Linked DNA regions of Homo sapiens: region 2 is linked to region 1. The links are chromatin loops, found by intact Hi-C in ENCODE. Cell type or tissue: MCF 10A. All regions are shown on one strand. Links, peaks and the distances in the headings refer to the core of each region. The heading gives the core; the rest is flanking DNA. Region 1 has its middle 600 kb from the start of LINC02720. Region 2 has its middle 440 kb from the start of LINC02720.

Region 1 (2,926 bases), core at 210-2,709:
TAGGAGAACATAATAGGATGGGCTGATTATTGGTTTTTTGTTTAAAAGCCGTGCAGGGGGTCCTGAAATCAGTGCTCTGACACATTTCCCATGATAGTTTTACAGAAGAAGCTGTTTCTTTCTTTGTAGTTAAGATGAAAAACCTTTAAATTGCAGAAGGTAGAGCAATCATTTCTGAAAAGACAATGAAACACAAGCAAGTACATAGCCCATTGATACTTTTGATGTAGACTCTCATTTTTAGTATCTATCAGATGTTTTAGACTTAAGTCCTAGCCCCGGTGTTGTAATGAGCAAGTCATTGAAGGCCATTGATTAATTTCCTCATCAATCAAATATGTTAATCAAACACACACACACAATTAATGTTAAGGTTAGGGAAGAAGATGACTGGAGTGGCAGTCTTCCCCAGTGCCCACATCACTCCTTTACATTAGAATAGTCTCTCTTCATGTCTTTCTTTTTGACTGCATTCATCTTCTTGAGGGAAAGCATTTTGTCTAGTCAATCTTCATAATCCCATGGCCCTAGCACAGGGCCTAGAGTTAGCGCTTGGTCATTTGGTTATAAAGTCTATTGAACTTTAAGTTCCCCAAGGAATCCTATGAAAACTCAGGCCAGAAGTGAAGAGGAGGTGAAAGCCTAGTCCAACCAAACCCCCTCCTTTTGGATCTCCTCAACAATGTTTCCTTCAAAAGTTCTCCCAGTATCTCCCTAAGTTTTTCCAGGACAGAGAGCTCACTAGCCAACAATGTACCCAGAATCATTTCTGGGCATCTTTGACAAACAGAAAGCTGTTATCTCTACTTTTCAATACTAGACAGAACTGGCATTGAAGCAACCAAGACTGCAGAGGTTAGCACTTTATCTCTGACTGAGACACTGAGTGACCCGCTAGAACAGCCAGGCATATTTCAGGTCATTAATCACACAGGAAAGCTGGTCATCTCTTTGTTTTCAACATGTCACAGACAACCTGGAATTACTCCAGATGGACCCATTGACTTTGGAGAATTTTATAGTGCTGATTCCTTTTTCACAGAAGAGTAGTTTGAGTGATTATTATATCCTCTCAAAAACAGGTACATCTCCTGTCCTGAATTTAGCTTAGTGAAATAACTCCTGCCCTTCTCAGGAAAGAATCTTCTGTAGCCACCTTTAATCTTGCCTTCCAGAGAGGATGAAATGTTCCAAGCGATGGGAAATTTGTGTTCCTCTGCATTTTCACTTTGTGTTTCCCTTTTCACTTCTCTAGTGCACATTTCCATAGTGAAGAAGCTGGTAATGGATGGGGCAAGGAGGCAGGAATCCCATACGTCACTTGACTCAGAGATTCCTAGTACAGGGCGTGTGCCAAGTAAACCACACTCAGCATTCTTTGGGGCCCACTGCCCTGGAGATATGGAGCCTGGTGAGACCAGAGAGAGACAGCAGGTTTAAAAGGGTGAGCCTATCTATGTCACATAGAATTCAGAGACATACTGTTCTCCAGGTGACTTTTTATTTTATTTTTAGAGTGTTTTTTGTACATACATATCTGGGACTGGAGGTCGGCTGGGAGCATGCAAGAAATGCAGGCTCTCAGGAATCAAAGGGAGAGATCAGTTTCCTCCATTTATTTTCTGTAAGCTAAACATTTCTTTTGTGGTATGGTTTTGGTTCCCTTCAAGGCCCAGTTCACCCCCTCTCAGTGTACTGCTGCTGGCCCTGAAGGTTAGACTTCCCACCATCATGAAGTGTTCTGACATCCCACTGCCATTACTTGTCTCACTAGAAGCCAGTAATAATCTGTCAGAATTGCTGTGGCTTAAATGTGCCAATCACGTATAGCATTTATTTTTCCCATTGAGCTGTTAGTTTGTTTCTTTGGCTTGCCTTTAGCCACAGGCTGCGGGTCATATGATGAAGATGGTTTTATTGTTTATAATTATAATAAGAGCTGTTGCAGGATTTTGCTCACCCTTTAACTGTTACTATTACACAATACCACGATGGCTGGCCAGAACAAAGCCAGGCTGGAAGTACGGCTAGAATATTAGGAGTGGGGTGAGAAGGATGAACACTCACAAATTCAGTATGTCAGGTGGGTTAGGCAGAGGCCATGGGAGTCATCCACATTTTAAAGGACAGAAAGACTTTGTTTCTCCTTTTTCTTATTTGTTTTTGTTTTTGAATAGTGAGAGCACTAACGACACGAGTCTAGGTTCCACCAATCGAACTGAGGCAAATAGATCCTAGAGAGACAAAAAAATAAGCTGTCAATTTCAGGAAGGATATCAGTCAGGCTAGGTGTTCAAATGGGATAAAGGTCAAGACATGTAAACTGTAAAGTGCTAGACAAATCTAAGCTGATTTTACTATCGTGAGAATGAAGCCCAGGAAAAGTATCTGAGAAACCAAAATGCCTGGAATTACTAATGGCCATTATCACAACATGCTATTTGCTGTTTCCAATATGGCATATTTCCTGGTACATTAAAGCTATTTGATGAGCAATTTCTATCTTTTAAAGAACTCCTAGTGTTTTTTCTTAATTTGGAGACATGAATATGCCCAGGATGAGTCAAAGAATAACTGTAAGGTGAAATTTCTTAGGATTGAAAAAATTAATATATTCTCTCTCAATCACTCTATCACGCTAAGACTACTTTGGTGTAATAAAAAATACATATTTTGGTCTTTGTCCCTGGTTCCTGGCAGAGAGTTCCTAAAACTTACACTTTTCTGAGTGGTAAGAGAGTCTTTGGTTATTCGTAATGAGCCCCTTTGGAACAAGCCTATGTCTATACTAATATGGTGACTGAGGTTGGGCCACTAGATAGCCTCAAGATGGGAGCTGGTCACCAGAAAACCAACACATGATTTAAAAAGTGGAAATTCTCAGCCTCTTCTTCCTCCTCACCACAGGGAGGGAGGAGGGGCTGCA
Region 2 (2,926 bases), core at 167-2,666, 160 kb before region 1:
CTCATACTTAGGAGTTCTGGGCTGAATGATTTCTTATGACCAAGATTATAATTAAAATAGAAATTTACACCATAACTCCACTCTGGTGTAAACAGCAGGAAGTAAAATTAAGCTAGGGAAAGCTTATGACCCTTATTGTCAGTTAGAACATTGACAAATTTATTTCAGAGGCACTAAACCCAAGCCCGAACAGACTCATCTCTTCTGCTTGTCTTTATTTTACCTGCGCCATCTGGCTGCATTCTGCCTTACCAAGGACCTCTGGATATTTTGAGTTGTTTTTCTTTATAACAAAAATAAAATATAACAGCAGATTTCATTATTGAGAATAGTTATTTGTAAAAATCACTGAAATCAGTCACATACAGGTTTACATTTTTATAACCATCAGTCTATTTGGGATATTAGTATACAGTTTTGTTCTCATACATCTGACTTCTTATAAATTTAGCCATTTATTCAAGAAACCTTTACAGAGCACCTTCTGTTTTGCTAGGAACTTGTGCTCCTTCTTGGATGATGATGTGTTGATGACCAGGTGATGATGTGATGACCTCAGAGTCTTTTGAGGAGCCAGATTATATTGTAATTTAAGTTCTCCAACAAAAATATAGCCGTGAAGCATTGGGGAAGAGAAGGAAGAGATTAAATAGCCCTGAAGGGGATTTGGCAAATTTCCACAGACTTGGAAGCTTTTAACTTGGAACTTTTAGTACTCCATCAGTATTCCATCAGCAACCTGAAGATTGAAAATGGGTATTGCAGAAAGACTACCATCCACATGAAGCCAAAAACGCAAAAAAAAACTATGTGGCATGTTTAGGAAATATCCAAAAAGAAAAATGAGATGGAAGGAGAAATATTAGCTGGGGAGCATTGCAAGCTATGTTAGGGAAGTTGGAATTAATCCTAAGAGCAATAAGAAAACACTACATTGTTTTCAGCAGAGGGGCGACACCATCGGATTTTCATTTTTAGAAAAATTTCTTTCTCATTCACTTACTACCACATCTCTTTCCTTTTTTTATTGCGAAGGAAAGGCAATTGATTTATTTCTTAAACAGTGACTCTGGTAACAATGCGAAGAACAGATGTTGGTAAAGTATCAAGGGGTAATTAAAGGTGGGAAAACTACATAAGGAACTTTTAACAGGTAAGAAATTGATTCCATGAATATCAAGTGCCTACTATGTACTGGATACTTTTCTATTATTCTAGAAGCTAGGAGTATGTTAGCTTATCAATACTCCTACCCCTCTTGGAACTTACACTCTGGTGTGAGAAGATAGAATATAAATCAGTAAGTAAAATATACATTATATATAATGCATTTATGTATACATAATATCTGGTGATGACATGCTATATATTTCATATATATATAATATACATATTTTACATATGTATATCTATCGATAGCTAGAAGACAGAGATAGAAACAATGTCAGATAATCTTATAACTGGTGGAGGCAGGCTGCAAACACAAGATTGTGACTTTGGGCTCAGCTTTCTATTAGGTTGGAGCAAAAGTAATTGCAGAAAACTAATTGCAGTAATTGCAAAAGTCAATCACAATCACTTTTGCACCAACTTAATACTTACCGCCCATCTTTGTAACCCTTGCCATGCCTAGCACAGTGCTAGTCACCAGGTGGCACTAGTCCCCCCAAATCTGATGAAGCAGCTACTCCTGGGGGAGGACAAATCTGACCCTATATCTAGCGCCGTGAATTCCAGTTTCGCTTTTCCTTCTCTGAATTTCAAAACTGCAAAAGCCTCTCATCATTAGCAGATATCTTGAAAACCTCATTTACAACATGTTCTCCAGTAACAGCAGCAATTACTCTTCATCATTATTTATACTAATTTGATGCTTCATTGAGATTATTTTTATGCTTGTCCTTCCTAATTTTTTCTTTCTTTTTTTTTTTTTTTTGTAAACTGTAAATGAGAATCAATGTAAGGAATTGATGTCAAGTTTTAGGTAGCTGTTAACATGACTAGGGTTATCTAACCTTACTATGTTGATTGTAGTTTCTTTTCTGTATCTTCCAGCAAACGCTCAAATTGATTTTAAAATGCTGCTATTGACCTAAAGATTCTTAACAACAGGAGGTTTAAATGTTTTCATTGTTATGTTTCCTGCCTATAATAGCAATTACTATTCAGAGTCTGCAGCAGGGGATTGAATTTCATTGTAGGTTTCAGTACAGAAGCAAGGGCTAAGTGTCTCCTGGAGATACAGAATGAGAAGAGGAGCCACCTGGCATTCAGTCCCACCTTCACCCCTAGAATAAATCTGCTCAGTAACACTTCTGCCAGAAAGTCATCCAGTTTCTACTTGAATGATATCTGGGAGTTGGTGACCCAAAAATGAGCAAGAGATGTTGGGGTGAAGGTTCAAAACACCTGAGTGTAAGCTCTTGCTCTGTCATCAGTTTTGTGGCTTTCAGTAGAATGCCTCATCTGTTGAAGCATCAGTCTCTCCATCTGCAAAATCAGAATACTAGTCTCCATTTCAGAAAAATTATCTATCTCAAAAATAATGCGTGAAAAGAATCAGAATTCAATACATAATTTAAAATTATGCGTATGATTGTATCCTTGGGTGTGTGTGTATGGTATGTGGAGGTACTTTGCTGACTTACACCTGTGGAAGGAGAGGGAAGGAAGGAGACTTGGAAAATAAAGTATCTTAGACTGCACTGTAATTCCAGAAAAGTTCAGCCAGGGCAAATCAAAGTCATTCACTGGAGGAATACTGCTTCCCATAAGAATGGGAGTGTCTTAGTTTCTCCAGTATACTCTGTAATTGGCCTGTAGCAACTTGCACAGAACATGACCTCAACAGGGATACACTGGCGTATCCAAAGGGGTAGGATCTGGGGCCATCAGTCCATCATATGCCCCAGAGCAGGTGATGTGA

Evidence for each region. A loop is a pair of places that touch in the nucleus more often than their neighbours do. Peaks named below come from ENCODE experiments on the same cell type or tissue, not always from the same donor. Only the 100,000 strongest peaks of a DNase experiment are listed, where the experiment ranks them.
Region 2: a loop joins it to region 1, with 2.4 times the contacts of the local background. A loop is called at or near these places in 2 of 110 quality-filtered maps.

What each region holds. Positions count from the first base shown.
Region 1 is chr11:80,161,628-80,164,553 of GRCh38, reverse strand. No RefSeq gene overlaps it. Among named protein-coding and RNA genes, the nearest start is that of LINC02720, 600 kb to the left of the region's middle. In MCF 10A, for the core only: no CTCF peak of the experiment used is centred there; a DNase peak (open chromatin) is centred at 1,343.
Region 2 is chr11:80,319,697-80,322,622 of GRCh38, reverse strand. No RefSeq gene overlaps it. Among named protein-coding and RNA genes, the nearest start is that of LINC02720, 440 kb to the left of the region's middle. In MCF 10A, for the core only: a CTCF peak has its summit at 1,654 (motif pointing right); no DNase peak of the experiment used is centred there.